4 separate regions of the Mus musculus genome follow, and regions 2, 3 and 4 are each linked to region 1. Evidence: chromatin loops called from intact Hi-C (ENCODE). Cell type or tissue: left cerebral cortex. All regions are shown on one strand. Each heading gives the region's core, and the rest is flanking DNA. Links, peaks and the distances in the headings are about the cores only.

What was found. Hi-C counts contacts between places; a loop is a spot of excess contacts. Peaks named below come from ENCODE experiments on the same cell type or tissue, not always from the same donor. Only the 100,000 strongest peaks of a DNase experiment are listed, where the experiment ranks them.
Region 2: it touches region 1 in a loop (3-fold over the local background); 3 of 42 quality-filtered maps call a loop at or near these places.
Region 3: a loop joins it to region 1, with 2.2 times the contacts of the local background. A loop is called at or near these places in 7 of 42 quality-filtered maps.
Region 4: a loop joins it to region 1, with 4 times the contacts of the local background. A loop is called at or near these places in 34 of 42 quality-filtered maps.

What each region holds. Positions count from the first base shown.
Region 1 is chr8:46,683,293-46,691,433 of GRCm38, reverse strand. No RefSeq gene overlaps it. Among named protein-coding and RNA genes, the nearest start is that of Gm31111, 8.4 kb to the right of the region's middle. In left cerebral cortex, for the core only: a CTCF peak has its summit at 4,678; DNase peaks (open chromatin) are centred at 4,224 and 4,446; H3K4me3 peaks cover 881 bases; H3K27ac peaks cover 772 bases.
Region 2 is chr8:46,807,441-46,815,581 of GRCm38, reverse strand. Irf2 (interferon regulatory factor 2) reads right to left here. Exons shown (of 9, transcript NM_008391.4): 5 at 7,831-7,877. Among named protein-coding and RNA genes, the nearest start is that of Gm39170, 19 kb to the left of the region's middle. In left cerebral cortex, for the core only: no CTCF peak of the experiment used is centred there; DNase peaks (open chromatin) are centred at 2,384 and 4,130; H3K27ac peaks cover 1,776 bases.
Region 3 is chr8:46,846,074-46,854,214 of GRCm38, reverse strand. It overlaps Irf2 (interferon regulatory factor 2), which reads right to left. Exons shown (of 9, transcript NM_008391.4): 9 at 6,757-8,141. The coding sequence ends at 7,993. Among named protein-coding and RNA genes, the nearest start is that of Gm39170, 20 kb to the right of the region's middle. In left cerebral cortex, for the core only: no CTCF peak of the experiment used is centred there; DNase peaks (open chromatin) are centred at 1,664, 2,408 and 3,494.
Region 4 is chr8:46,950,147-46,958,287 of GRCm38, reverse strand. It overlaps a transcript of Enpp6 not described here. Among named protein-coding and RNA genes, the nearest start is that of Enpp6, 33 kb to the left of the region's middle. In left cerebral cortex, for the core only: CTCF peaks have their summits at 4,630 (motif pointing right) and 5,234 (motif pointing right); a DNase peak (open chromatin) is centred at 4,665.

The DNA of each region.
Region 1 (8,141 bases), core at 1,736-6,735:
GTGGAGTGCGACTTACTAGCGAGGACACTGGTTCAGGCAGTCTACATTCAAAGCAAAACACAATAAAGGAGCCAAGAGTCATAGTCAAATGCGCTTGCTAGGATCTATTGAGATCTTTCAGTGCTGTAGACAGAGTGTCAGGTACTTTCTACATTCAAAAATTACACACACACACACACACACACACACACACACACACACACACACACCAGCAAGCACTGTTTTATTATGAACCTATGGAAAATTAAACACATGGGACAGCAAAGAATCATCTATTGTCTTCACTTGGGAAACAAATAGCGCCAAGCTGGGAGAGTTTCACAATGCCATTCCTAACTTTGGGGCAAGAAATGATGTTTTAACCAAAGAAGGACAAGGTGCTCATGGTCCCACCCTTAAGTCCGGGTATCTCAAACCTGCGGGACTTGAAAGAATACTGCTCTCAATTACCCTGGTCCTCCCTAGGGATAGAAGTAGCCTGGAGTAAAATAAAAGAACAGCTGGGAATGAGAGAGTCTGTTCTTTTTAGACTATAGCTTTCCCTTCCACTTCTGACAGAGCAAAGCAAACCAAAGAAGCAACAAACACAGCTCAAAAAGCCTTGGCCAACCGGCTACATTTTCACAATCTGCCCACACCTTAAACAAACGCGAAACATTGTAACCAGCTATAGTCAGAACCTGAAAGAGAAAAGCCTCAACCCGCAATCTACCTCTCTTGCTGACTATGGTTCCTGGTAAGATCCGGCATGCTATCAGAAGCTGACCAAGTTTTTAAAAGGCCTTTTTCAGAATAGGATATTTTTCTGGCAAACACCCAGCCCACAGATCAGGAGAAGTATATTATTAAGAGGCAATCAACACTGAAGGGTTTGAAGCCTAGAAATTATACTGATACATAGGCAACAGGCAATAGTGATCAGAATTCACTGTGAGTCCTTTAGATCTTTTTAAAAAGCCATTTAGCTGTTCATGGTCATAATTATGATGCTGGGTCAGGGTACCAACTCTCTTATTGGCCGAAGCAGCAGACTCAGAAGAATAAAAGAATCCTAGGGGGCAGGACATCTGCCGCAGAGAGTGCACTTTCACTCTCATGGGTCCATAGGAAACTCATGAATGGAGGCTCTGACCTGGAACCAACTAACTCTACACTTAAAGTGGAAGCCCAGGGCAGACTGAAAGGTTCAGTCAATTCATCATTTTTATGGGTTGTATACACAGAAAGGTGTCCATTCTGTTTGAAACAATAGGACCCGGAATTAAAATGAGTGTTCTCAGACACTGTGCAGGGCAAAGTTTCAGCGTGCCAACCTCCTCACGGGCCAGACTTTGAAATCCAATAATTTCACTTCAGTGGTTCTTGTAAATATCCCACTTTGATACGGAACAATAATTGTAAGGGTAAGAGTCACCTTTTAACTGATGCTCACAACGAGCCCAAGTCCTACAGCACTTCACAAATGGCACAGGCTACTGTGCTAAGCAGTACTCTTTCCACTTTCCAGATAAAGAAACTGAACCTCAAGGAGATGGGGGAGCCTGTCACAGTCACACAGCTAAGAAAGAGAATGAAGCAAACTTGTGCCCCCAATGAATTTATGCTAATTTAAGTTCTTCAGTAGCAAACAATGAGCCCCAATTTGCAATCCATCTATTCCTCCATCTCTCTCCTCCTCCGCTAGTCAGGGTACCACATGATGAACTCTGGCCCTTCATCCGGTCATCAAATACATCCTGAGCTCTCACCTTAATACTTCTTTCTACCTTTTGACTATTCTACATCCTATGTGCTAAGAATCCATTAATTACCCTACCCTACAGAGGTAAAATTCTAAGGTAGGGGGAAAGATGATAAACAGAAGAAAGAAGAAATACAGCAATGATACAAAGGTAAGGGATGAGGAAAATGGTAGAGGGACAAGACAGATACCAAGTGCAAAGCTACACAAAAACACAATTTTGAGGGTTGCAAAAGCATAACACTAGAGCAAAGGCTCTGAGAGGAAGCAGTGTTATGTGTCGCAACTAGGCTACAGGGCGCCATTTGCTAATCCAACACTAACGCAGGTGTTTCCTTTAAGGTATTTTGGAGATGTAGTTAACATTACTGTGGGGGTTAAATATATCTATATATCTTGACTCTAAGTAGTGACAATCCTCAAACATGTGAGTAGGACTCAAGAAATCGGTGGAAAGGCTTAATGACAGAATCTAAGCCAGGGCTTCCCTGTAGAAGAAGAAATCCCACCTCACGAGTCCAACATCAGCTCTTACCTTAGAGCAGGAGTTCTCAACCTGTGGGTCATGAGCCCAACATCCCTTTCACAGGGTCGCACATCCTGCATATCAGATATTTCCATTATGATCCATAACAGTAGCAAAATTACAGTTATAAAGTAACAATGGAAACAACTTTGTGTTTGGGGGTCACCATAACAAGAGGAACTGTAATTAAGGGGTCACAGCAATAGGGCATTAAAAACCACAGCATTAGGCCATTGAAAACCACTAACTTAGAGTTTCTGGCTCATGTGCCTGCCCTACAGATTTCAGACCCTCCAGTCCCAACAATTGTATACGACACTTCCATGAAACAAATCACCTAGTATGTTTTTCAATTATATATGTATACTATCATACATGTACATGTAAAGTTACTATATATATGCATATATATTATATGCAACTATACATGCATGCCATGTACCAAATATACATATGCATGTGTATAAATATATATATATATATATGTGTGTGTGTGTGTGTGTGTATGTGTGTGTATATATACATATGCATACATACACATATATACATATACACATATACATATATATATTTATATTGATATGTGTGTATACATATTTCTTACTGGCTTTGTTTCGGTGGGGAATTCCCACTGATGCGTGAAGTACTTAGCACAAGGGACATAAAAGCAAAAGCACACTGTATTAAACCTTAAGATGCCAACAGAGAGCTGTGACCGAGTCAGATGTGACTCACACAGGCACTGATATCTGACTTGTCTTCTCCAAGATCTTCAGGCCCTTCCTAGATTCTCTAGCTTCACTCACCACCCTTAAATCATGATAAACATGTTTTGTTTTGTGACAATGTTTCTCTATGTAGCGCTGGCTGTCCTGGAACTCACTCTATACACTAGGCTGCCCTTGAACTCATAGAGATCTGCTTGGCTCTGCCTCTGCTGGGATTAAAGGCAGGCACGATAACCACCTCGCTATCATCAATATTTCAACTTTTTAATGTTTTTATCATGTGTGGGTTTCTGCCAGTGAGTACAGTGGCCAGAGGGACCAGCAGAGGATAATGATCTCCTGTAGCTGGAGCTACAAGTTGGACCTCAATCAGTCCTCTACAAGAGCAACAGGTGCTCTTAACCACTGAGTCATCTCTCCAACATTTATATCTTAACTAGCATTTCTAGTTAATCTGACCTCTTATTACACAGTCCACATTATTTTTGTTTTAACCATCATCATATCATTATTAGCATCTCAATTTTAGGGTGTTTATGGAGAAGGAGCGTGTCCTTTTGAGTTGCTTTCACAAAACTATCAAGTACGGAGAGGAAGCATAGTGACTCACAGAGACTCCAGAATCAACAAACTAGGACATGCATCTTAAGCCCCCGACCCACCCATTTCCTCAACAGTGTCTTTTTATAAAGAAATGTATGCCCACTTTGAGTCACCTTTTTTGAATTTTTTAAAGTATGCTAGGCAAGTACTCTACCACTGAGCCCACCGCACTCACCCTTTAGCCCATTTCAATCTGAACTGGATGGGAATTGTAGTTCCTTAGAAATTACACCACACGCGCGCGCGCGCGCACACACACACACACACACACTTTCAGTTTTCCCTAAGTAGTATCTTCAAGACACATTAGTAGTAATAGGTTTTAAAAGATTAGAAAAAAAGGATTCCAGGCCAACACTAACAAAATCCTTAAAAACACCTGGTAAAGAAAGCACGCATACGTTTGCAGAATAAATTATCTGACAACTTATCTATAGTATTTTTATTTTTCACTAAAATGTCCGTGGTTTAAAGGGGGTGGGTGAAAGAAAAGAAAAGAAATGGTCACTAAACCACTATAACTCAGGATTGCTGGCCTGTCTCACTGATGATCTCTGACAAGTCCAAGGACTCGGCTGAATGACAAGAACAACAGCCAACCACCTGTAAGAGGACTGCCTGAAGGCGGAGCCAACGCCTCTCCCAGAAAGCAAGGTCTGTGCACACCAGAAAACGGGACAGATGCCGCCCTGTTATGGCTTGCTGTCCCCCTCTCCTCCCAGAAAAATACAAGCTAGTCCCAGTGACCTCCCAAAAAGACCCTAAATCCAGTAGTCAGCAAGGTTACTAACACTCCGGAAGTCCTTCGCAGGAAGTAAGGCTGCGCGGGCGGGGACACGATGCATCCTGGGAGATGTAGTCCACACTTGTGGCGCGCAGACGCAGTGGTAATGCAAGGTAGGCGTGCAGAACCCTGTGCGAGTTTAGTTTTCATTAATGATGTACTTTAAAAGGTATCAAAAAAAAGTCAGGTACTGGGGCCTAACGGCCTCGTTTCATATCACAGGGACAATCTATGAGTTCCTGCTAGACAGGAAGACTCGGTTTAGGAAGACAGTCCCTATCTAGTGGATCTGAAATAGATTGAGATAGCCCCCAAGTGGACAGTGAGGAGAAACCACATCTGTGCTATCAACAAACAGGTTGTTAAATCCAGGGAGGCAAGCCTTCCAAGGAGAGAAGTCCCACATCAGTCCCACTCTCTTTGAAATATAAGACTGCTATTGAAAATGTGTGTGTGTGTGTGTGTGTGTGTGTGTGTGTGTGTGTGTGTGTGTGTGTGTGTGCGCGCGCGCGCGCGCGCCAAAATCAAGATTAAAAAAGGTACCATCTGGAAGCTTAAACAGCAGAATGTTAAGATTAAGTTTTGGATCAAGAGATTACATTTCTGTTTCATGCATTTCATTATTTGGAAGGATAAAGAATCCCTTTTAGGTAGACTATGTCAAATGTAAAGCAAAGCATGTAGAATACATATTTTATACACCGGATATTTTCTACCATGTTATTTGAACATAATTTAAATTCATTCTCTCTCTCTCTCTCTCTCTCTCTCTCCTTCTTCTCCTTCTTCTTCTTCTTCTCCTCCTCCTCCTCCTCCTTCTTCTTCTTCTTCTCTCCTCCTCCTCCTCCTCCTCCTCCTCCTCCTCCTCCTCCTCCTCCTCCTCCTCCTCCTCCTTCTTCTTCTTCCCTCCTTTTTTTCTAATGGAACAACTCAGGAAAAAAAATTCTTTACAACGTGAATTCTAATTGTTGATAGCACTTGAACTATTAAGGATTTGTTAATATTATGTTTGTACTCTATGAGTTTGCTTAACTTGTTCTTTATTTCTTGTGTATTTTTTATAGATCCTTTAGGATTTTTTTCTTAATATGGACAACCTCGTCATCTTCAAATATAGTCTTTTTTATTTTTTCCAGCATGTGTGTTTTATATACTTTATTGCCTTGTTGCAATAGTTGGGACAGAAATGAGGGCAGTCACTACTGGCTTCTTCCTCGGATATAAAGAGAGAGCCGTTCAGTCTTTCCCAGAGGACTGGGTATTGACTATGGATTTGTTGTTATTGTTTCTCTGTTGTTATTGTATCTCTTTTACAGATATCCTAGGGGTTTTTTTGTTGTTTTTTTGTTTTTTGGTCTATTTTTAGGTTTCTGAAAGTTCTGAAAGTTACCGTCTAAGCTTGGTCAAATTCTTTTACTTGAAATGGTGGTGTGCTTTTGGGGTTGTTTTTGTGGTTGGTAGTGTTGATGTTGATTGACACACTTAGTTATATTGCTTGGTTTTTCAGAGTTCAAACAGGTCTTTCATCCCTAGGTTGAACACGGGGTAATGTTATTCCCATAAAATAAGTTAGAAGATACTTCCTCCTCTTTTCGTTCCTGTAGTTGTTTATGTACAATTTGTATCATTCTGTCTCCTGTTGATGCCATGGTTCTTTTCATGTATCAGTTTTGCTAGACTCACAGGACCCAGATATTTGGTCAAATGTTATAAATGTTTCTACTGAAGGTTTTTTTTGTTTTGTTTTGTTTTGTTTTGTTTTGTTTTGTTTTGTTTTGAGTCCTTTTGGTCTGTTTTTCTGCAGAAGTCTAATCTGTTATCTAAGCTTGGGGATTACTTTTTGTGACAGGGTCTCTTAATTTAGTTCTGGGCGATCTGGAACTCAGTAAGTAGATCAGGCTGTTCTCAAACTCGCAAAGATATACCTGCCTCTGTCTTCTGAGTGCTGGAATTAAAGACATGTGTCACCATGGCCTGGCCTAAAGTTTGAAGCTTTTAAGGTGGAAGATTTTCATCTACTACGTGGTCAGGTTTTTGTTTATTTAGTTTTTGTTTGATTGTTTATTTGTTTTGATTTTGAGGGTTTTGTTTTGTTTTGTTTGTTTTGTTTCTTTGGTCAACTGAACACAAGCCAACCTTGAGTCAACCTGGGAACAGGGAACCTCAATTGAGAGTACGCCTCTATCAGATTGTCCTCTAGGCAAGGTTGATGGGCATCATATTGATGGGTGATCAGAATGCGGAGGCAGCCCTACTGTGTGATCCTGGGCAAGCTGAGCAAGCCATGAAGAGCAAGCCAGTTAGCTGCACTCCTCCCTGGTTCTGTCCTGACTTCCCTCAATGATTCACTGAGACCAGGAAGCCAAACAAAACCTTTTGTGCCCAAGTTGGTTTTCTTTAGTGTTAAGGCCTAGGTAAATTATTAAGGCCTGGATGGAATGTGGAAGCCCAGGTAGAATGCTAAGGCCTAAATAACTGTTACCTGGCCTGGCTCACCTACCATTCTAAGGAAAGGTTCTCATATGTTTCTGCTTTTACTAGGAAACTTTCTAATGTCAAGTTGATTACGTATTCTGTTATGTTCTGTGCCCTTAAAAACCAATTGTGATAGAAATTATTAGAATTGTGTTGTGTAGTTACCTACCATAAGCTTGGACACAAACTAAGCATCCAGCAGCACTTTCTGCACTTGTGTATAAGCTTTTATGGTATTTGCCTTTATAAGCTGTCCCTGAGATGGACCCCAGCATATGAGAAACATCTGCACCAATATAAGAAAGTACTTGAAATAAATCTTCCATTTTGAGGAGTGGTAAAGTTCAAGTTCCCAAGATCTCCCTGAGAACTGACAGGCTACACAGCAGAAGGAGACATGTATGTGGATAACTGACATCCAGTTGGCAAGTTAAAAGATGAATGTTACACAAAACAAGTCCCATCCTGGTTGACAAGTTAAAACATGAATATTTGACAAGGCAAGTCCCCTGCCACAGTTGAATACCCCAACCAATGGGAGCAGGATAAATGAACAACAAAGACACGTCCCTAACGAAATCCCCAACCCTAAAGCTTCATTGGTGAAATAACTTGGCACAGATATTTTTAGGTCTCAGGCTTAACTCGGGGTCACAGTTCAGCCCCTGAGACTGAGTCATGTTCCTGGTCGATCAGCCAATGAACCACTGCTAGTTGACTGAGATCGGAGTCTAGGTGGTTTGTGCGACAATCCCCAGAACCCCACAGTTAGTGTTTCTCCACATTAATTAGGATACTGTAGTGGCTATTCCTGATTGTCAACTTGACTATATCTGGAATGAATTACAATCCAGAATTGGAAGGCTCACCAGTGACCCTAAATCTGGAGGCTGGGAGATAGAAGTTTCTTATCTGGATCTTGGTATGGAGATCTTGAGGCATAGTAGCTATGGATTCCAGAAGATTAAGACAGGAAGATCTCTGAGTTCAAGGTCATCTGGGATTAAAGGTGTGGTGGAACACACCTTTAATCTGGGCTACACCTTCTCCTGCAGACCATATAAGGACATTGGAAGAAGGGAGTCTCGCTCTCGCTCCTTTGCCTGCTTGCCGTGTGGGACTGAGTAACTGCTAGATCCTTAGACTTCCATTCACAGCTACTACTGAACCATTGTTGGGAATTGGACTGCAGATTGTAAGTAATCAATAAATTCCTTTACTATATAGAGACTATCCATAAGTTCTGTGACTCTAGAGAACCCTGACTAATACAGATACATTCAA
Region 2 (8,141 bases), core at 1,766-6,765, 120 kb before region 1:
AACAAACAAACACAAACAAGTAACCCACTCTCAGGTAGATTCCCTCTGCACTGCTAAATTAACCCTGCCAAATATTTAGGCTCAAAGGCATCTTCTGTAATTACAAAATCTAGACCTGGTGTAGCTTAAAAGATTTTTTTTAAGTAAAAGGAAATGGGTACTGCAGAGAGTTTTAAGGGTGACTGATGGCTATCCTTAACACCCGACACAGGGTCACTTTGGTTGGTCTCTGGCCTTGGCTTGCTAGATGGGCTTGCCATCTAGCTGGGCTTGTGAGAGAAAGCAACAGAGGAACCAGTGAGTGGAACACCTTACCCCTCTGCTCTAAGTCTCTTCTGCCTCATCCCTGTGCTAAAGCATTGTGTCTAGATCCATCCTCCCAGGGCCCAGGGCACTAAGTATATTTCCCATTCCTATCGACCTCCTATCTCAAACTACTCTCTCAAAGTCAATCTGAGGACCTCAGATCTAAGAGTGCCTCCAGGTCTCTGTGAAAAGGGCCAGGCTGAGCTTCATGAAGAAAGGCAGAGACAGAACTCTAGAGGGTGCAGAGGTCACCTCAGCAGCCATAGCATCATGGAGAACAAATGCTGCCAAGCAGCCTCCAGCCTGCCTCCACCTTTCCTTCCCTGAAGGAAGGCCATCTTTACTCATCTCTAACTGACCAGCTTCCCATGGCTAATTCCTCACTCCCTTTTCTTTCCCTACATCTCGGAGAATTTCTGTCTTGGAAAAGGGCCTGTTTTCAAGACTTCCAATGTCATTCTGGAGTAAAGGGTCACACCTTTGGGCCTCAGACACTCAGCATGACATCTGCTTGCCAGATGTCATTTCACTCACAAACAAGCTCCAGACCTAGTATTCCTTCTCTGTATCTTCCTCTTTTAACTACTCCTGTCTTCACGCTCCATACTCGGAAGCAATGTCCCCTGGGCTCCATCCCAACGGTCACCATCTTTGTCTATATTTGTTACTGTGCAGTCTGCCATTTTCTTCCTTTTACCTTGATCCACTGGGCTCCAAACCTTTGCCCCAAGTAGCTCAACTTGATTTCCTAAAGAAGTGTTAACAAGACTTCCTGGCAAGGAGCTGCATCTAAAGAGACTGATACACTGAGTAGAACTTCAGTAAGATAAGGAGACTGAAATGGTGTAGGACTAATTAGCTCATCTTGAGCTAGCTTTAGCTTCCTTAATAGCTATCCTTGCCCACACTGTGTCAGAACCAACATGGTGGGACTAGTCAATAAACACTTTTTGAACTATGTTGCCTCACAGCACAACACTAGCTTCTAACAACTCCCAAAGTAAGAATGCCATCAGATATGAGGCCTATGGGAAAGGTTCCCCTGATCACCGAGAAAGCCTCTCTGAGGCACCCACCGATGTGGTTTAAATTTGCCATGACAGGACTTTCTTGATTCTGCATAACTATAAAACCTCACAAAGCTGTTTCCACGGTGGAACATGGAATCTGGAGTGACCTAAATCGGTGTTCCAGAGCCATGGTCACTCAAATTTAGCTCTAGAATAAACTATGTTTTCTTTCCTCTAAGATGAAAGCTATCCCTTTCTGTGTCCAGAGAAGTGACTTAGTCCACCAGCAGGGGAGGGGGGTGGGAATGGCCAGTGATGGATAGCTCCTAACCTGCTTCATCTTCCTAGCTGGCTTTATCCAAAGCAGCTCTGATGTGTTTTCAAGTCGCCCTCCGATACAGGTTCCCTGGTCATCATAGTCTTAAACCTGAAGAGTTTTCCCAAGCAAGGAAGGAGCTGCTGCTGCCCCAATCGTCCTGTCTAATCAGGAATGTACTGTTGCAGGAAACAGTCTTGTGAGAAAGGTCTGCAGAATGGACACCAGCTATTCTGTAATTTCTAACCACATGGCTGCCCTCGGAACGAACACAGACCAGTGACTTCCACCAAATGACATTACGCCCCTTTCTATTCGGTTTCCATGGGAACACTGATGCGTTGATTTGGAAATGCTTGTGTTTTCATCTGCAACCAACCCCCCCCCACTCCCCCTGATGCAGGAAGCACTCGTTCATATCCATCTTACCTGGGCATCTTTATTTTCCATTGTTCTCCACACAATGCCCCTGATTAAATTAAGCCAGTTTCCATATTCATTCAGAGGAAACCAAATAACGCTGACCTCTAGGCCTTCACTCATGAAGCATCCCTTCCTAAGGAGTGAGCATTATCTGATCTGGGCCACATTTCCCTCCCCAGGGTCAGGCTCAAGTTCTGCAGCTCCCAGAAGAGTTCTCAAACTCCAGAAAGCCATGCCATCTTGGGAAAATGACTCATCCCCTATGCCTGTACTTCCTAGATAGGGAAAAGGGGAAAACTCTGACCATCCCAGGAAGAGCTAAATAAGGGAATAGTATCATTTAGAGGAACTAAAAATTGTCAACACCTACCACCCTGCCTACTGTTAGCCTTATCGTCCTTGGTCTTGCCTATATGGAACAGAGCAATCTGTTGTACCAGGGCAATCTGTTCCATGGTATTTTCTGAAACGCATACATTCACTGTTCAGTCTGAGACTGCTTACTAACGTTTCTCTTATTCTAATTTTCTTAGGTCAGACAGGTAGCGCCACAGAGGTAGTTTATTTTAGTGATGTGTGGCCCACTGAGCACACAGAATATACTCTCAGATAGACAGTGATAAAAATGAAGATATTTTAGAGGTGTAGCTCTTCCAATTAGATGGCCTTACAAAATGTAACTGAAGCCCAGAACATGATGGGTCAGTGGTGGGCAGGACCACACCTTGACCAGCACTGTGTAGATAGATGTTCATGTTCTCTGTCTTCTATTTAAACTTTTATTGCCTTTCGGGACCCTGAAGATGGTGGCCTTTCAGGTTCTTAAAGATGGACCTGAGGGTTTACCGGATCTTTCTGTTCTTCTCCACAATGTTGTCATATTGAAAAAAAATCTCAATTTTCAGTTTTCTACTATTAATTTGGCTCTTTTAAGTGGCTATTGAGGATGGGCGACCAAACATGGCTTGCAGAACAGGCTTCGAGATGAAAGCGTGGTCTAACAAATTATTAGGATGGTGTGAAATCTCACTGGGAGACAAGTTTCCCCATTGGTTGGGGGCTTTTCCTTCTCCCTGCAAGAGATTTCTGGGGAAACGTCCCATTTCTTTGGGGTCCACTGTTTGAATTGTCTGTTCACTTCTCTTCAAAAATACCTTCATTTCTGCCAAGCCAGTTACAACACCCCAGTTTCTGTTTGAGGTGGAATTTGTCTGTGTTTAGATGAACACAGGTTGGAATGAAGGAAAGTTAGAACATATTTATTGTCAGCTATCCATGCATAAAAAGCATTTTCTTCAAACCCCTTGACTTTGGGAAGAGCTGGCACAACCAACTTCATCTTGGTTTGAGATAAGGGTTTATCATGAAGCCCAGACTTCCCTTAAACTTAATATCCCCCTGCTCCAGCCTTGTCAAGGCCAGACTGACAGGAAAACACTACCATGCCCAGTGACTCCATTTTAACTCTGACAACGTCCTCCCTCCACGGATCCTTGGAGAAACTATTTTCTGAAACAGCAAGGAACATACAGTGAATGTGTCCATGGCCCAGTATGGCTGGTGGTTGTTTTATTTTATGAACCAGGATTTATTGTAGCACAGGCTGACTTCAAACTTCCTATGTAGCCTAGGTTTACCTTAAAATTCCTGACCCTCTACCTCCACTTCCCAGTTGCTAGGATTACAGGGCATATGCCATCAAACCTGGCACAGCTTACATACTTAGACTTTTAACAAAAAAGTAGACTATTAATCCTTTATTAAAGACAATCTTTTAACTGTAATGATCCCAAAGCCATTGTGGAATTAACTTTGGAATCATTCTGCAGATCGATCAATGCCTTTAGCAACTATAAACCCCAGAATTGGGAAAAACCCACCGGCCTGATACACGTTCTACTATAACACTGCATGCAAGACAAATGCAAAAGATAGCTACATCCAAAGGTTAGGCTGCACTAAGTATGATTCATCAGCCTTCCGCTGAAGGAACAATGTCCCTTGAGGAACACAGTGTTAATCATAGCTTTGTTACACAAGGATTTCATAACAGATGCTCCTGAGCAGGAGCTCCACCCACGTGGCTTCATTTAAGGCCGCTCACTTCCTGGATGAACATGGCTAAGTCTCACCAGGGCTGTGCCTACCACATTTTAGTGGCCCCACGAGGCTGATGTAACCAAAGCTACCCTTTTCTTACGAGGACCCCCACATGCCACCCACCCTAGGAAGCACATTTCCTTACATTCCTACAGCCCCGGGATGCTGCATGTCTCAGCCTTGACTGCTTCACCGGAAGTAGTGTGTCTGTCTTAAAGAGACATAACGTAACGGCCAGCCATATAACCTTTGGTATTTGATACTGAATGGAATATAGTGGTTACGTGTGGGGAAAATATAGTGAAAAGTAAATGTTATTCTGCTGTTGTTTTTCTACTCGCTGCAATTATGAAATTAAATCTGTACTGTAAAGCCCCTGACTCCCACCATACAGAATAAATATATCTGCGTTTTTAATAAATGTTCATGCTCCCACTCAGTTATCAGATATGTATAGTTTGCTCTATGCTAGTCACTGAATGCTGTGAACATACTAAATATGAGACAATCACACCTAAGAGTACAGTGAATTCTTCAAACTAGGTATTTGTGGTGGGAAAAAAAAGTTATACATCTCTTACTGAGATGTAGAGATATATTTGGGACACTCAAAATGCAGGTCTAAAAATATCACCATGGAAAACAGTATGGCTAATAATTAGTTTTTTTATAATCATAGGGAGAAAATAATGCTGTGTTTTGTTTTGTTTTATAAAAAGAGACATAGAAAATGTCCCTAGACTGAAAGCAAGGTCACTCGTGGTGGCTGTGGTGGCTCTGGTCCATGATCCAGTACTAGACAGGCTGAGGGCAGAGAGCTGCTGCAAGTCTGGGGCTAGCCTAGGCTACACAGTGACACTGTGTCTCAAAGAAAAACCAACCAAGCAAGCAAAGAAAGAAAGAAAGAAAGAAAGAAAGAAAGAAAGAAAGAAAGAAAGAAACAAAGAAAGAAACAAAGAAAGAAAGAGAGGAAGGAAGGAAGAAAGAAAGGAAGGAAGGAAGGAAGAAAGAAAATTCTGGGTTCCAGAGGACCTGGGCTCAATTCCCAGCAACCACACGGCAGCTCACAACTGTCAGCAACTCCAGTTCCAGATCTGACTGCCTCACACGGACAACACCTACGCCAAACACCAACGCACAGGAAGTAAAAATAAACCATTAAAAGGTATTATTTTTAAAAAAGAAAAATTCTTGAGATACAGCAAAAAGTTCCTATGGGGTTCTCAGGTAAATTTCTCTTTCTTTTCCGAAACAAAGTTTTCTTCAAATTATATGGTGCAGGACAATCACCCTCAAGATCTCCCTAACTTAGCCTCTTGGATGCTGGGATTACAGATATGTGCTCTCTACCACACCCAGCTGATGGTGTGGGTATTAGTTAAGGTAATATATACATATATATTACAGATACAAATAGACATATATAAAATATATATTACACGTATATATGTATAACTATATTACAGATATATATGTATATAAAACTGTAGTACCATTTCTGTGATAATAGGAAAACTGAGCATTGGCTAGATATTTAACGATACAGAGGGATTCCTGTCAAATTCATCAGCTAAAATAATGACAGCATGGTATTTTTAAAGGGCATGTACTTTTAAAAATATATAGTGAAATGCTTACAGAAGAAACATCATATTTGAGATTTGCCTGAAAATATTTTGACAACTATCACAAATTGTTTCTGTAGTCAAAATGGGTCAAATATCTATGATGATATTGAAAGTGAGGGAAAGGATGGAAGCACTGATGAAGCAAATCTGGTCAAGAATTGATTGATATTAAAATTAGAGGGTGATCTACAGTAAATCTTACTCCTTCCTACATGTATAAAAATTTTCCACAATAAAAATTACAACAAAATTAATCATTAGTCCTATGCTATTTATTGAATTATTTATTTAAGCATGTGTGTGTGAGAGAGAGAGGGATATGGGGGGGGGAAAGAGAGAGAGAGATTGAGAGAGAAAGAGAGAGAGAGAGAGGTGTATGTCTGTAGAGGCCAGAAGAGGGCTTTGGATCTCTTGAAGCTGAAGTTAAAGGTAGTTGGGAGCCACCTGACATAGGTGCTGGGGACCAAACTCAGGTCCCCTAGACACAGTCTTAACCACTGAGCTGCCTCTCCAGTCCCCAGTCCGGTGCTATTTTTAAAATAAATCAGAAACTTTAAAACATCAAAAATGAAACAAAGTGTCACTGCTAGTCTACCTAAAATATTTATTTTCCATCACAGAGATAAGCACCTCTCAACCTTGAACAGCTAGCTAAGATTTCCCTCAGACTCTAACTACAGGAGCTGGAGAAATGGCTTTAGAGTTACTAGCACTCGCTACTCTCTGAGAGGACCCGGGTTCAATTCTCAGCATCTACCTGGAGGCTCACAACTGTCCTTAACTCCAGCTCCAAGGGATCTGAGGCCTCTGCAGGTACCAGGCAAGTACATAGTGCACAGACATACATGTAGGCAGCCTAGACACATTAAAAAAAAAAAAGTCTAACAACAGACAGCCATATGTATTCACAATTCTAGACCTACATATTTCCCACATATTCAACCAATCACTGGTCTGTACAAAACATATATAGACCTGTTCCTCTTATTGTTATCTAAATGATAAAACACAACAACTTTCATATCATATTAGGTATAAAAAGTAACCAAGGGGTAATTTAAAGTAGATGGAAGATGTGGATAGGTTCTACACAGACACTACTACATTTTCCATGAAGGTACCTGGCAGGGGCGGAGAATCCTGGAGAGCAGCCAAGTACCCTCATGGCACACACAGGATGCTGTCCCTTCTGAAGTCTAATGAGATACCTAAATTATGTCCCTTCGTGGTTTTTTTTTTTTAAGATAAATCAGAATGTCCTACATCCACTTCAATTTCAGTGCTAAGGAGCCATGGGATCTTACAGAAAGGCCAGTCAACTCATTCTTCAGTCCCTTACTCTGTACACAGAAGCCAGGCACTTATATCATCTCTTGGGTGGTCTTTGGGTCTCTAGCTGTGCTGTGTGCTCTTTGCTTAACAACTGATGGACCTCCCCAGTCGGGCATGGGATTATCTGACACCTTCCTCCGTATTTAACAAGGGCTACTACACCTTCTATGCACTAAGATCATTGAAATATAGGGGTGTGGTTAGACCAACCTAGTCAACTGAAAACCTTAAGCCCACAGACCTGTCTCCATGGAAAACTCCTGGGACTTATCGCTCACAAAGCAGAGAATGAACCACTGAAACTCTTGCTAATGGAGTATACGAACTACTGTGTTCCCAACCTAATGGCTTGTGACAGATATAGAGCTAATACATCTCTATTAGAGATAAAAATTTTTTTCTCTGATTTTCAAACATGTTTCTAAAGTCATATTTCACAGCCTTAGATACAAGCTGGTGTCTGGAGCTGAGACATGGGACTGCCAAGCTCTGCGGATCAGTGGCATCATCTACACCTTTTGCTCTGGGACGCTGGACTAGGCAAAGTATCTGTGGACTTGTGTCTGCAGGTGGGTCCATGCAGAGGAGATGTTAAAAGCATGTAAAACGCAATAGCAGGAGAAAGGCCAAAGCCTCCGCCAAGGTCCTGATGAGACAGAACAGGTACCATGACAATACGGTCACAACAGGGGCTTTCTAGTCAACCAAAGATTACCTTGATGTGCTTAACTCTCTCTTCTTTTTCTGTCTTTGGTTTCTTTCCTGTGGCAACAGAAAGGTAGTTCTGGATCAATTCACGGAAGGACAGAGAAACATGGACGTTCTTACATGACATTCTTTCTGAAACCCGCTGCCTCATTGATATGAGATCAAAATACCAAAGGCCTCTTTTCTGCCTTTGGTGCCTTGAAAGTCATTTTTCCAAGGCCAGTAAAGAGAGGATTGTCTCATCTAGAGTGGACAAGTATTCTACCCTGGAAAGTGATGACAGAGGCAGAAATGAGAAAACCAAAATGGTACTGTTAC
Region 3 (8,141 bases), core at 1,230-6,229, 160 kb before region 1:
AGAATATGCCAATTATCTCAAGTTAGTGTCTTTCTACCTAGTAGGTTTTTTTTATAAGATGTTTAAAATTTTGTCTAAAATTAAAACTATTGGAAAGTTTTTGTCTCTTCTCTGTTTACAGTAAAGAAATTTACTCTTTGATTCCTTTAAATCAGTTCCATAATGAAATTAGTTTTTAAAAATAAAGTTTAAGACATGAGGTTGGGGGAGTTTGTAATAAATTTTATATATATATATATACACATACATATACATATACATATATATGTGTGTGTATACATGTATGTTATATATACATGTATATATGTGTATATGTGTATATATGTGTGTGTGGCATATATTATATATGATATATAAAGGATACACAGACACACACACACACCTTACAGTCACTTATATGAAATCAGAGTTCCTCACTGGCAAATTCTTGAATTTACAAAAGTTCAGGAAACTATGGATAGTTTGGAACCAATTTCCAAACTATAGTCTTAGCTATCTTATACACAGAGTACACAGAGGTTACAAATGAGTCTACAGTATGCTCCGTATATTACTAGCTTTATCATGTTTAATAATACAACAACCGTACAAGTAAGGTGTTAACAGATCCATTTTTAGAAATAAACATTTCTTCCAAAATACCAAGCGGGTTTCCTAAACACAGTAGCAATTAAGTAAGCACTACTGAGTACAGGATGCTCTAACTTTAAAAGCCAACCCTGCCTGCACTTGATACAGTAGCATCTACCAGCACTTGGAGGCACGGGGAGGTCTGAGTTCGAGGCCAGCTTCAGCAGCATAGCAAGTATGGGCCTTGTCTTAAGAACATCATCCAGGATGGAGAGATTACCCAGAAGTTAAGAACACTGGCTGCTCTTCCAGAGGACATGGGCTCAATTCCCAGCACCCACACAGTAGCTTATAATTGTCTGCAACTCCAGTTCCAGGGGATCCCATGCCCCCTTCTTGCTTGAGGGCACACCCATAGTACACAGAACACAGACATACATGCAGCCAAAGCAACTATACACATAAAATAGTGAAAATATTTAAAAAATTAAAAACTAGTCAAACAAAAAGCCTTATTCTGGCCACTGTGTAGTGCTATCTTTTCACCTCTGCTGAAGTGTGCCGGATAAAGTTGCATCTCTCTGGCTAGTTTCACCACCTTTAGCGGTCTTGCAATGGTTTCTTGAGGTTGACTAAATGTCCTGTAAAAAGCCTGTAACATTTACTCTTACCTGCCTGGGGTGTGCCCTTCTCTGCTGCTCAGGCTGGAGATCTGGAACCTTCTTTCTCAGCCTTACTCATGTCTGATCCTAACTGCATGATATGTTCAGCTTGTACACGAGTGGGAATTTGGTAGTGAGGCAGAAGCCGTATTCCTGGCTCCACTGTAACCGGTCCCATATGTGACATTGAGCCTGGGAACTCTCTGGAGCACTGGCTCAGTGTTCCGTGACTAAAGTCAGCAGTCTCAAGGGAGAGTTGAGGTGGAGCTATGACAGGAACGTTGTGATGAGCCTGCAGCTGATGTGGTGTGTCTACAGAACTGACGTTTCCCGGTATCCCACCTTCAGTGATGGAAGTGAAGCTAACCCTACAGAGGCCTGTCCAGCTTGCCCACATAAGCACCTGCTTCTCGCCAGTCGATGCCTTCGTGCTTAAAATAGCGCCTGTGGTTTTTTGTTTCCTGCAACAGAGCACTGCTGATACAAGCCATTTTCCTTCTTTTCCTCTAACTGCTGAGCTTTGTAACTGCCAACTCTGCAGCCGGCTCTGGACACGTCGAAATGATGGCTCTGAGTATCTCCATGGCCCTGCCTCCCTTGCCCACACTTTATTTCCCTCCGTAGCATTTATTGTCTCCCAAAGATTTCGTTTGTTCATTGGTTGGATAGCTCCTATCCACTCAACAGAAGAAGTTCCATTCAGTCGTATGTGGCCTTAGCACTTAAGGCCAACACATACCAGGAACTTCATAGTGTTGAATAAATGATGTCTGTGTCTCTTAGTAAAACATACCCTCTAATTAATGGGTTAATGATAGACTTATCAACAATACACCTCTAATAAAATGTAAAATCATGTCTCCTCTGATTTTGGCATTATATGCAGGGAAACTTATTCCTGTGGTTTACCTGAGAGAGTCCCGAGTTCAACAAGAAAAAAAAGTCTCCACCTTGAGCCTCCCAGTTCTGGGCAGACCAAGATCATTAGTTACCAAATTAAAGTCATCGGCTGCTAAAGGAAAATCACTTAGAAATGACATGACTTTAAATCTATCCTGCAAATAGAAACTTAAACACATGCTAAGCCATCCAGTGGTCTCCTTCCCTTATCATAGCCTGGTTGCCACGTGACCCTCTAGAGTCACTAGTTAGAATTTGAGCAATAGCTTTTGGCTGTATTTCACACTTCCCCCTAAAATTCTAATTTCCCTACAGGCTGGCTGTTGTACAGCCAGGACTACGAACCCTCTTCCGCATTTCACAGTCACACTAAAAACATGATTTATGGGCTTCCGAGAGCAAAGATGCTGCAGATGAAGATAAGAGCTGCATTTACAGCCCTGGAGAGGGAGAGGGACCATGGACAGACAGAATAGCACTCTCTATAGAGAACATTTGTCAGTGTTAACACTCAGGGGATAAGGCCTGGCTCATTACTAGTCATAGGAATCACCCCTATTGTCCTCAAACTTCAGGCACATCCTCACTACAATATTGTGGGTTTAAATTGTCTTTGCCCTTGTACATTGGGGATTTTGGGGGGCAACAGAAGCAATCCCAGATAGAAGGCCCCTAGATAGAAGGCCCAAGCCTCAGCCAGACAGAAAATATCTGATGTCTTTTCCCATTGACGGCTCATGTGGATGCATATGAGTGGTTCCAATTTTAGTATATTCTTCTCAGCAAAAACTGGAGTTTAGAGATACTAGTGGCCCAGATCTTTTCATCTGGTCCTGCACACAAGGCCGTATCATGTAAGCCACCAATTTTGTGACATTGAACAATGAGTATGTTGGCAGTGACTTTAGTTGTGAGCCTAAGGGGTGAAACCAACAGCACTTGGACAACCAAGTGTTTTCCACAGGGCCAGCAATCTGTCTGAATATGTTTACACAGTAGACAGGGAGAAAGTGACCAAACTTTATTTAGAGGCTCAGGGTACACACTTTGCTTTCTTTTGGGGGGAACCTGCTGGAAGATTCTAGAATGAGGTCTTCCCAAGACTATATGAACTCTTAACTTTTAATTCATATTTTGTTTATTTGTTTGTTTTTTTCCTGTGGTGCTACAGATTGCACAGGGTGAACTGCATCCCTACCCTAGGCTACGTGAGCTCTCAAACAGTCCCTCCTCTTGATCCACTCACAGCGAGACCAAAGTTCTTGGACAGACCTAACATTTTTGCTAAAACCAGTTATCAGGCCTGACCACTTCCTTCCTCCCAGACTCTATTTTCGGACAGTGCCTTGGCACCTGTTGCCAGAATGGCCACAGAAGCAAATCTCTTTAGAGTCCTCATTTATGCTCACAGCAAGGCCAGTGATGGCCAAGCTCCAGCAGGGTATAGTGTCTGTGTTCTCTAGGGCTGGTCACGGTACAGAAGCCAGCAGGCTTCAAGAAGAATCCCTCCCTAGCACCACTCGTAGGTTTTTTTGTATCTCCTTACCCAAAGCATCACACACCCAAAGTTCCACACAGCCATCACAAGCCCTCCTTCTCCAGGTCTGCAAGTCATTGCTGAAGAGGGTATCTGAGGACCAACATGGTCTTCTTAACACTAACAGTGGTGGGCAGGGATCGGTGTAGGAGATGCTTGTGTGATTGTCTAGTAGATACATGCCTTGTGCCTCTTGGGAAAATGAGAATGTGATGTAGACTCCACTCAAGGGGCTTTCAGTTCCTGGAGAGATAGAAAAGCACTGTGGTCCCTCTGGGAGGGGTTCACTGCAGCCTGTACTAGGTGGAGGAGATGCACCCTGGCCCTTTGGCAAGTCAGGTTCCTGTCCCGTGGCTCTGATCGTTCATCCCGGCTCTAGGTTGTACCAAGGGGTGGAGTTTCATGATAAAATGGTTGATTATAACTGCTTAAAACCAGTTTCTGCCTCCTTTCCTTTTCCAAACCCAAGCTAGGAAAGGTATTGGATAGTCTCTGCATGCCAGAGGCCCGTCTCTCTGCTTGCCAGCCTTTTCCTAGTTTTTAAATTTTTATTTATTTATTCACTTTACATGCCAATATCAGCCCCTCCCAGCACCTCTTCACGGAGCTCCTTCCCCCATTCTTCCCATCCTCCTAGGGTTGTTTGTTTGTTTGTTTGTCTGTTTGTCTGTTTGTTTTTGTCTGCTGTCTGTCTATCATCAGTAAAATTCTGGCAGAAGACTTAAGTTCTGAGTCCCTCCTTTTATTTAGGTCTGTTTGTCCCAAGCTAAAATAACAAGGGGCTTTTAAACCCCAATGAATCCAGCACTCAAAGGACAGCCTCTAGAGACTGGAAGGTCTAAAGTTTCACCTCTCAGGTTTGGGGGCAAGAGGCCATTTAGGGCTTAACACTTTTTTTTTTTCCATTCACATGGAAAATACGTTAAAAAAAAAGCACCAACTTGAAAAGTCAGAATCCTGAAACCAAATCACTCATCTTCCTCATTCCTAAAATGTCTACCTCGGGAGTGGGTTACATGATAGTGCCCTTTGCATTTGGGGAAACAAAAGGGGGAACATTTTAGGGCTTTGATGCTTCAAGGATTTGTATTTCTTAGCCACGTATTTCTAATACATTCAAGCGGACAAAACGCTGCCTCTGACACCTAAATAGGGAAAGGCGGAAATGGTTGAGGATGGACTTATTTAAGACACCCAAACAGCATCTCGGAAGCCCCTTACATCAAGGTGCTCTCTGCTCGCTCGCTCGACCTTAATGCTGTCAATGACTCCCCAGATCACAGATGTAAAAGGAACTTTGTTACAGGTGTGACCTACCTACATGCTTGCTACAGAGAATGGAAGCTATTGTCCCAAAGGCAGTTATAGAGCTACTTAAACACACCCATGGCAAAACCAGTCATAAAAACCATATCGGCACACACAGAGGCCTACTAAATAAATCACGCGTCCCCAGCACTTCCTCTAAGTGACAAGGTCTGGGGCTCCTGTGACTGAGTTGTCCATCTGGTTTGTTTGGCTTCCTGGTGCCCTCCCCCCACCCCCAGGCTTTATGTAACTCACTTGTTTTTCTTCAGCCTTTCAGGAGAGTATTTTAAGCATCTGATTGGCAAAGAGTCTTACCTTGAGTACCTGAATTTGGCTACTAGTCTGGATCCCACCACAGGAATGGATTAGGGCACTGTGGCATGCATTTGGGACCCGCAGGGCTCATTATGGGTGCAGAGAGGGGATAAGAGAGCCCAGGCTATCCTAGGCCTGCTGATGACCATGTGAGTCAGGCCTAATTTCTATTCTGTTTTTGTTGTTTTGCAAACAAACAAAACAGGATGAATAATGAGATTTTGTTTTAATATAAATTACCAAAAGGGGAGGCTCGTATAACTGAAGACCTTATGCTTTCTCCTAGGGAATCAAAATAAACACCTCCTACTCTGGTCAATCAATAGATAAACCAATCAATCAATAAAAATAATAAAATAATCTAAACAAAAGAAGGAATAATAGACCACCTGTGTGAGACATTTCCAACAACGCACCAAACAGTAACACGTTTCCGTTGACTTGTGTTCAGGAGCGATAATTTTATGGTCACTGGTTCTATCTGCAGCCACACATAGCAATAGACTTTAAAAGAGCCCTTTGTCCTTTCATAAATTGAAGGGACCTTTTCAAACATTAACTTGGCGATCTTTTCCCAGCCCCCAAAAAACTTAGCATTAAGGCAGCTAAGTTTTTAAACTGAGGATTTGGGGGGGGGGGGACGTAAGGGAGGTGATGTCCTCAAGGTTAGGGTTGTACCTTGAACCACCAAGGGGTGTGTGTGTGTGTGTGTGTGTGTGTGTGTGTGTGTGTGTATGTGTGTGTGTGAAGGCAATAAAGGTAAATTCAAAGGGAAAGAAAATGCATTCCAACTAGGTGATAGAGAACAGTGGTCTCAAAGTCCTACTCATTAAGGGCAGGGCCTTGGTTTAAAGACCCCAGGTCTTAGGAGACAAACAGAAAGGTAGAACCTAACAACTCTTTCCCATTACTGAGAGTGTTTTAGCCCTGTGCCCAGGTATGTAACTCAACACAAACTCAAGTCCGTAAGTATAAGCCTACAGATGGGGACAGGAAACCCACCCAGAGGAGTGGACTCTGTTCACAGTGGGAACAATGAGTGGGAAAACCGCTCTCTCCAGGGGACCCTCCAGGCTCCACCAGCATCCTGGTCTTGCGCTCTCTCCAGGGGACCCTCCAGGCTCCACCAGCATCCTGGTCTTGTGTTGCGTAGGTAACATTAACCCATTAATTTAGAGTATAGAGTCTTCATCTCAGATCACGATTTCTGCCTTGTGGAATAGTGATAAACACCCTTTCTAGACACATCTGTGATGAGCAAAGACGGAAACTCACGTAGGACATTCTGCACAAGGCCCACTGCTGTGGGAGGAGGAATTATTCACAGCCTTACCATAGGACCCTCCTCATTTTCTTTGTGGTTAGCAAAGGAAAGCATGCCGGTCTCCAAGAATAAACACTCTGTCAGCTTTGATCCATGATTACGCTCTAAGTAGACACACATAAAGCCAGAAGTGATACCCATTAAAATCTTTAACTATATACCATATTCATTTATTATCAATCCACAGGATAATTTGATTGCTACATGAGCTCATAAAAGTTTTTTTTTCACCTTTACAAAATTAAAAAAAAAATGTGCCACAAGGGATGTAATAACAACTGCTGATGAACAGGAAAAGGAATCTTAAAATTATAAATTTGCTGTAGAAAAGATAAAAAACAATTATATTTTATTTAGAATTTTTTTACCTTGAATAAAATATTCCCCTTGTATAAAAAAATAAAAAAGCTTGCTCTGGTTAGAATTAGAGTATTTTCCGTCTTCAGATCTGGGAATTTGCATAATATTTCCATGACAGTTTTCCTTTGTACCGCGTGCCATTCAAGCATAGCAGATTAGAAAGATTTTTTTTTTATTATTCAAGCAGTCTTAAAATGGGACAGCGGTGAAGAAACTCATTTTCTTCTCCTCCTCCTCCTCCAAGATGTAGAGCCTTGCCTTTGAGGAGAGGAAACTGGAGGAAAGGAACAGGGTGGGATGGGGTAGGCTGGGCTGAGGAGAGAGGCGTGGGTAATGGGCTAGAATGGAGGAGTTGGGGAGGAGTGGGGTAGGTGGTGGGCTGGGATAGAAGGGGTTGGGAGGGAAAGGATAGGTAAGAGGTTGTGATGGGATTGGTTGGGGGGAAGGGGCGCATAGAGGACCGGGATGGAGGGGTTGAGGAGGGAGGGGTGGGTAGTGGGGTAGTGGACACAGAAGGGGTCGCCGAGTGTGCTGTGAAGGAGAGCAAGATTACAAGAAGGCCTATTGTAAGTGCTTCAAGATAAGGTGCAGAAGCAGCCCGCGACATTGCTCGTACTGCCCTATGTACATATTCACAAGAATAAAAAAATTCCAGCTAGTTCACATTTTCTCCTCCGTTCTGAGGCATCCACTCCACCATGCTGGCCTTGACCGTAGGCAACGCAGCACCTCCACTGCCCGTGTGGCTGTTGGTCCTTGAACTTGAGGGAGTAGCCCTGGCAGATCCAGCAGGTTCTAGAGATACGCATCTACCGAGGGGGGGGGGGGGCTGGAGTCCTGAGTTAAGAAGAAGCTCCAGCTCTGGAGTTGGACACAGCAATCAATAATCTATCGTCAAGGCTTTCTCCCTTAGATGTGTCTAAGATAGGTATCATAGAGAAAAAAAATAATATAATACAAACAAAGAACAACACAAAGCTAAGAAATCCCAACAACCACCAGGGAGAGTCAAAGGCTTAACAGCTCTTGACACGGGCCTGGGTGATATCAGATGTCTTCTTGATGACACTGGCCCGGGTCTCCCGGTCTGGCCGACTGCTGCTGGGCGTGGGGGTCACTGGGGCAGGAAGGGGAAGGTCTGTAAATGGGGGCCAGGAGCTGTTGT
Region 4 (8,141 bases), core at 1,809-6,808, 270 kb before region 1:
CATGGATTGGCAGGATCAACATTGTAAAAATGGCTATCTTGCCAAAAGCAATCTACAGATTCAATGCAATCCCCATCAAAATTCCAACTCAATTCTTCAACGAATTAGAAGGAGCAATTTGCAAATTCATCTGGAATAACAAAAAACCTAGGATAGCAAAAAGTCTTCTCAAGGATAAAAGAACCTCTGGTGGAATCACCATGCCTGACCTAAAGCTTTACTACAGAGCAATTGTGATAAAAACTGCATGGTACTGGTATAGAAACAGACAAGTAGACCAATGGAATAGAATTGAAGACCCAGAAATGAACCCACACACCTATGGTCACTTGATCTTCGACAAGGGAGCTAAAACCATCCAGTGGAAGAAAGACAGCATTTTCAACAATTGGTGCTGGCACAACTGGTTGTTATCATGTAGAAGAATGTGAATCGATCCATACTTATCTCCTTGTACTAAGGTCAAATCTAAGTGGATCAAAGAACTTCACATAAAACCAGAGACACTGAAACTTATAGAGGAGAAAGTGGGGGAAAGCCTTGAAGATATGGGCACAGGGGAAAAATTCCTGAACAGAACAGCAATGGCATGTGCTGTAAGATCGAGAATTGACAAATGGGACCTAATGAAACTCCAAAGTTTCTGCAAGGCAAAAGACACCGTCAATAAGACAAAAAGACCACCAACAGATTGGGAAAGGATCTTTACCTATCCTAAATCAGATAGGGGGCTAATATCCAACATATATAAAGAACTCAAGAAGGTGGACTTCAGAAAATTGAACAACCCCATTAAAAAATGGGGCTCAGAACTGAACAAAGAGTTCTCACCTGAGGAATACCGAATGGCAGAGAAGCACCTGAAAAAATGTTCAACATCCTTAATCATCAGGGAAATGCAAATCAAAACAACCCTGAGATTCCACCTCACACCAGTCAGAATGGCTAAGATCAAAAATTCAGGTGACAGCAGATGCTGGCATGGATGTGGAGAAAGAGGAACACTCCTCCATTGTTGGTGGGATTGCAGGCTTGTACAACCACTCTGGAAATCAGTCTGGCGGTTCCTCAGAAAATTGGACATAGTACTACCGGAGGATCCAGCAATACCTCTCCTCGGCATTTATCCAGAAGATGCCCCAACTGGTAAGAAGGACACATGCTCCACTATGTTCATAGCAGCCTTATTTATAATAGCCAGAAACTGGAAAGAACCCAGATGCCCCTCAACAGAGGAATGGATACAGAAAATGTGGTACATCTACACAATGGAGTACTACTCAGCTATTAAAAAGAATGAATTTATGAAATTCCTAGCCAAATGGATGGACCTGGAGGGCATCATCCTGAGTGAGGTAACACAATCACAAAGGAACTCACACAATATGTACTCACTGATAAGTGGATATTAGCCCCAAACCTAGGATTCCCAAGATATAAGGTACAATTTGCTAAACACATGAAACTCAAGAAGAATGAAGACTGAAGTGTGGACACTATGCCCCTCCTTAGAATTGGGAACAAAACACCCATGGAAGGAGTTACAGAGACAAAGTTTGGAGCTGAGATGAAAGGATGGACCATGTAGAGACTGCCATATCCAGGGATCCACCCCATAATCAGCATCCAAACGCTGACACCATTGCATACCCTAGCAAGATTTTATTGAAAGGACCCAGATGTAGCTGTCTCTTGTGAGACTATGCCGGGGCCTAGCAAACACAGAAGTGGATGCTCACAGTCAGCTAATGGATGGATCACAGGGCTCCCAATGGAGGAGCTAGAGAAAGAACCCAAGGAGCTAAAGGGATCTGCAACCCTATAGGTGGAACAACATTATGAACTAACCAGTATCCCGGAGCTCTTGACTCTAGCTGCATATGTATCAAAAGATGGCCTAGTCGGCCATCACTGGAAAGAGAGGCCCATTGGACAAGTAAACTTTATATGCCCCAGAACAGGGGAACGCCAGGGCCAAAAAGGGGGAGTGGGTGGGTAGGGGAGTGGGGGTGGGTGGGTATGGGGGACTTTTGGGATAGCATTGGAAATGTAAATGAGCTAAATACCTAATAAAAAATGGGGGAAAAAAAAGAAGAGGGAGCGAGATGTGTGCGGACATGCTTGCTTTATCTTGTCATGGGGTACCCTCCCACGCTGTGATGCAAGAAGGCGGCTCTCAGTAGATGCCACCATCTTGATCTTGCACGTCGCAGCCTCTAGAACTTTGAACCAAATAAACATTCTTTCTAGACTAACCAGTCAGTGGTATTGACTTACAGCGTCAGAAAATAAATTAATATTGTATTAGTAACCTTGCATATCTTGCACAAGTATTTTAGCTGTACATATCACATAGATAAATGTTGAAAGAAAACACACCAGAAATATTCATTTCCATCGATAGTGGGGTTGTTGGACGTTCTCATTTACTTAAGTTGCTTTTCTGGTTTTTGCTTGTTTGTTTTAGGTTGTATCCAGGAGTCTAAAGATCTCTCACGAGGGAAGACTATGTATGCTAGATGGGTTGACACAGCTTTGTGGTTCCAATGACAGTGAGGTGTCCAATGGCCTGGCGTTGTTTCTAATGTCCCGAGACAAACATTTTAGTGGTAGCAAAATCAAGGTCAGAATGAAAAACTTGGTGTGCTCTGGAATGCAGAAGAGACCCATGAGAGACTCAGCCATGATTTCAGAGCTCCCAGAAAAGGGTTTAGCATTAACATCCAGGGTCGATGGAGGCAGGGATGTCCCACTGTACCATAGAACATGCTTTAACTATGGAAGTGCCCCGGTAATGTCTCTGTGAAGCTGGGGACTGTGCCGATAATAGGGTGGAGGTTATTGCCAGAGCAGAACCCTTTATATTCAGTCCACCCATTTGTATATTTGACTTTCACACAGTATTCTATTTGAAGATGGACACCATGTCAAAATAGTAAAGTAACACGGATTCTGGCTATACACTAGCTCTCCATCCCTGTGATAAAACACCCAGGATGGCTTATGACCTGAGAGGTTTTATCTTGGCTCATGGGTACAGAGGTTTCATTCTTTCCTTTGTAGGCTCATTTTCTGGAGCTAATGGAAGGGAGCGTATGATGGTAAGAGAGACTCAGTGGAACATAGCTGCTCACTATAGCAATAGAGAAACAAACAAACAAACAAAAACAAACAAGGAAAACATCCGTTGCAGTTCCGGTTCCCCCGTCAATGGGATACCTTGTCCAATATCCTGCTTTCTTCCGGCAAAGACTACAGTATCTTCCAATGGTATCCCCGGTTGGTGACTGTGCTGGTTAGTTCTCTATCAGCTTGACACAAGCTGCCGTAGTCATCTAAGAGGAGAAAATCTCAACTGAGAAAATGCCTCCGTAAGACCTGGCTGTCCGCAAGCATGTTGGGTGTCCTTTGAATTAACAATGGATGGGGGACTAGACTGGTGGTCCTGGGTTCTATGAGCAAACCGGCTGAGCAAGCTATGAGGAGAAGTCAGTGAGCAGCGCCCCTCCACGGCCTCTGCATCAGCTCCTGCCTCCAGGTTCTTGCACAGTTTGAGAATCTGCCTTGGATTCCCTTAATGGACTCTATGACTCAGGACATCTAAGCCAAATAAACCCTTTCTTCCCCCAAGTGGCTTTTGGCTTTTTATGATGGTGTTTCATCACAGCAATAGAAACCCTAAGACAGTGACCAACCCTTGAGCACATGCCACCTTTTGCAACAGTACAACATACATACCATAATATTTAGTCTTTACTAAAGCTAAACAGATGGCCGCCAGCTCTCCTCCTACAGACCCACTTTTCTACCTTTATGGTTGAGATTCAACAAAAAGGCAATGATTGTTTTCAAACATCTTTTTTAAAAAAGATTTATTTATTGTTGATTGATTGATTGATTGATTGATTGATTATAGATACAGTATTCTGTCTGCATGTATGTCTGGATGGCAGAAGAGGGCATCAGATCCCAGTATAGATTATTATGAGTCCCATTTGGTTGCTGGGAATTGAACTCAGGACCTCTCTTGAAGAATAGCCAGTGCTCTTAACCTCTGAACCATCTCTCCAGCCCCTCAAAACTCTTAATATTGCCAAAGAATTAACCCCCAAATCAACCTGCTGGGGAAATCACCAGCTTTCCTTAACATTCTTGCATGCATTGAGCATGGTTGTCTTTAAAACTCTGTGTGATTCTGATGGATGTTTAGATGAAGTCCTTTATTGTGCGTGACGCGTTGTGAGGATGTGTCCCCTCCCCTTGGGGCTATCTCCCAAGCCTCTCCCTCTTTGGAGAAGACCTGTTGTTCCCTCAGCTATCCAAGCAGGCTTGTGCTTGATTTTTAGTCTCATTAGTCCCTCATCCAATCACAGGAGTTGGCTTCTGGGAAAGCCAGAGCTATAATAGGGCTCTTGTGAAAAACCAAGATGTAAAGTCTCTCCTGTCCCCTGTTCCCGTACTCTACCTAGACCTGCAGAATTTCCAGGTACCTGTGCTAACAAGCAAGCGAACAAGCGGAGGCCTTCCAGGTCCAGTTGGCCACACATTGCTACTTAATAGTATACTAGGGTTCCTGACCAAAGGGTGTTCAAGTACAAGTTACCAAAGAGGTGGGGGTCTAAAATAGAAATGTTAAACGGCAACAAGAGAATGGCCACCAGGTGGCGCCATAGTTCCAAAATACAATCTTAATCCCAGCTGTGAAATATCAAAAGGCTTATTGCAGTGATTCTCTTCCCATCTTAGGTTTGTATCGAGCTACTGTCTACAGCTTGCACTGCCACGGTCAGCCAAACCTCTCAAGTTTGTTCATATTACTAACTCAAAGGTAAATTCAGTGGAAATTCAAGGGATGCAGAAGTGGGGAGTGGGGGGTGTAGGGGAGTGTTTAAAGTGTTTTAAACAAAACCAGTGGAGTTAAAAAATGAGTATTTATCTCAGCAACAGAGAGTTTAAATATGTATTTAAAAGCCATTTAACATATGTTCAACATTTAGATGTTAAATATGTACATGCATGGAATATTCTAATATGTAAATAGAACAGAAAATAGATTTATTTATACAAAATTGTATGCTGTATATATTTAAATGTTTGTCTGTTTTCTTCTTTTCTTCTTCTGTCTTCATTGTATCTTTTTAAATTTTTAAAAAAAGATTTATTTATTTATTATATGTAAGTACACTGTAGCTATATTCAGACACTCCAGAAGAGGGCGTCAGATCTTGTTAGGATGGTTGTGAGCCACCATGTGGTTGCTGGGATTTGAACTCAGGACCTTTGGAAGAGGAGCATCAACACCGCCCCATCCCTGCCAAGGTGGGCTCTATTCCCATAACCATCAGCTGGAATCAGTCCTTCACCGTTAACTAGAGCGCAACCCGCCCCCTCCACGCCCCAGGAAGTGCAGCACTGGATAACAAGGAAGAGTGATGAGAAGATGTCAGAGAACACAGAACCATCTAGAACAACTGAGTTAAAACAACATCCATAAAAATTAGAACAACTTTCTGAAATGGAAAATATCTGCCCCCATAATGCCCAAGGCAAATTAATTATAGTTCAAATGAAAGCTGTTTCTTTCAGAAGTGTTTTATTTTCCAAAGTCAATACTGCAACGCTTTTAAAGTTAGAGAGAAATGCAAAATCCGTGGGCTTCAGCCTTTTGACCCACATCAATAACTGCCAGGAGACGCTGGAAGTATATTTAGAACTTTGAACATAACGTGGTGTATGGCATGAAATGTTTACGGGAAGCCAATATTATTGCTTGCATGAGAAAGCAAGGAGACATTATCAGGATTCCTAGAGCTAAGAAAATACTGTCCATACTTCCTTACCCACAAAAGCAGGACACAATTCTTACTAAACAAGACCAGAACAGTTTATGATCACAAGAAGTCATTAGCAATAATTTTAAGTGGACCATAAAAATAAAGACCAAGAATGTGATTTAAATAGTAAATGTACTATGCATAATAAAAAAGCACACACTGATGAAAATCGTATCTCAAATCCTTTATCCAAATAATTTTTTTATTGAAAGTGGATTTTTTTCCCTTCGTACATTTCGATTATGATCCTGAAATTTCACAAGATCCAGAAGTGAAAGTAGATTTTGACAGTAACTAAAACACTCCGGCTTGTTGTCTGAGGTCAGACGGGCCGGTCGGTCACTGGGGGTGAGAATTCTCATGGCAGCAGCTCAGCTACAGGAGTGGAAAGGAACTTCAAAACCATCTTTTCAGAGCTATGTTTCATAAGACACCTGCACATGGCTCTCAAAGTATTTCTTTACATCTTTCTTCCCTTACGCTGGAAGGGCGTAGCACAGCTGGAACTCACAGCCAAAACAGAAATCAGAAATGGAAGCGCTCCACCACACACATTGGCCTTAGCTGACCCACAGGACAGTGCCACCTACATCTTACAATGAAATTGCGTAGTTCAGTAGGTATTTACAAAGATATTTTTTCTGTCTTGTCATCAGAAAGCTTAACAGAAAGGGGCTTTCTGTAATGTAGAAATGTTTTCATAGTTTTAAGGGCTTATGACCACTGTGTCACGAGTATTTATTATAGCAAACAACTTCGTCTCACATTCACTTGTCGCTTTCATAGAACGTGGCTTGTCGTTCAAAACCTACACATAATGTGCAATACCCACTTAGGTCAGGGTGAACCCTATCTTCCTTTATGAGACCAAATAGATAATATGTAACATTCTGTGTTTGATATTGCCCCGAGGAATTCAAACCAGGACAGGGGATATGCAAATGGGCATTCCAATCCAACTTTATGTTTAAAGTTTTCAACTCTTTTTACCCCTTTGTGTCTTTGTGAGTGTGGTTCCTGGGATGTCCCCCATAAGTCGCAGTTTGAATACTTGGTCTCCAGTTAGTTATTCGGGGAGAATTAGGAGACATGGTTTTGTTACTGGGGCCTGGCCTAGAGATTTCAAAGACTCCTGCCATTGCCACCACAGGCTTTATTTATTTATTTATGAATATGCACATAGGCCTTCAGCTAGGCTTGTGACAAGCTCGTGACACAACCTGTTTATGCTATTCAATGTCTGCCATGGTTACCTCTCCTCGTTCCTTATGTCCAACTCCCTCCAAGTCCAGATGAGGAATTTTTTTTGCTCCTGACTCCTTCTGAGAGTTCCCCTCTCTTTGCCAGATATCCCACCTTCTAATCCTTCTTCGTCTCATTGGTCATCAGATATTTATTGACAGGCGATGCTTTTACTCAGTGCAGAAGAGATTCTCATTCCTACATACATGCTGGCAAAACACCAAATGCACATAAAACAAATTTAAAATAAAATGTATAAGGGAGCACAAAAAAGATCTTGGATACCCATAGCAGCCTTGGGCAAAAGATGCTGGAGGAATCACTGGATCCAGTTTCAAGGTATATTACAAAGCCATAGTAGGAAAAAAAAATACTTGGCATGCAGATAAATAGAACAGAATGGAGTACAAGTACAAGCCCATATGACTATAGCCACCTCACTCATGACTAAGGAGATAAAAATATACGCTGGAGAAGAAGACAACAAATACCGCTTGAAAACTGGATGTCAGTGGGCCAAAGAACAAAACTGGATCCCCTTCTTGTCGCCTGTATAAAAGTTAACTCCAAATGGAGCGGGAGCCGCATACAGAACTTCAAATCGATTAAAGAAAGCTGTGTAGACTGCGAGAACGTCTTTCCTAGCTAAACCCTTGACAGAAGACTAAAACAAAACAGACAGCAAACTCAGAGAACCCAAAGAGAGCTGGCAAAGCTAGCTCAGCAGGTAAGGGTGTCTGGCGACAAACCCAGCTGCTCGTGTGGGATCCTGTGGGATCACATTGGAGAGAGAGAACCGACTCTCAGTCTTACAAATCATCTTCTGATTTTCACATGGGTAACACAGAGCAAGCACCATTCGTTAATACTAAATATACAATAAAAGAATAAATAATTGTAAAAAAAAAAAAAGCCAACTAAGCTAAGAGGTCAAAGCAAACAATAAATGGCCAAAGGAAGATCAGTCTCAGAAGATGTAAATAGCCAATCAGCATATGAAAAATATTCAGGCTCCTGCTAGCTGGTTCTACATCAACTTGACACAAGCCATAGCTGTCTAAGAGG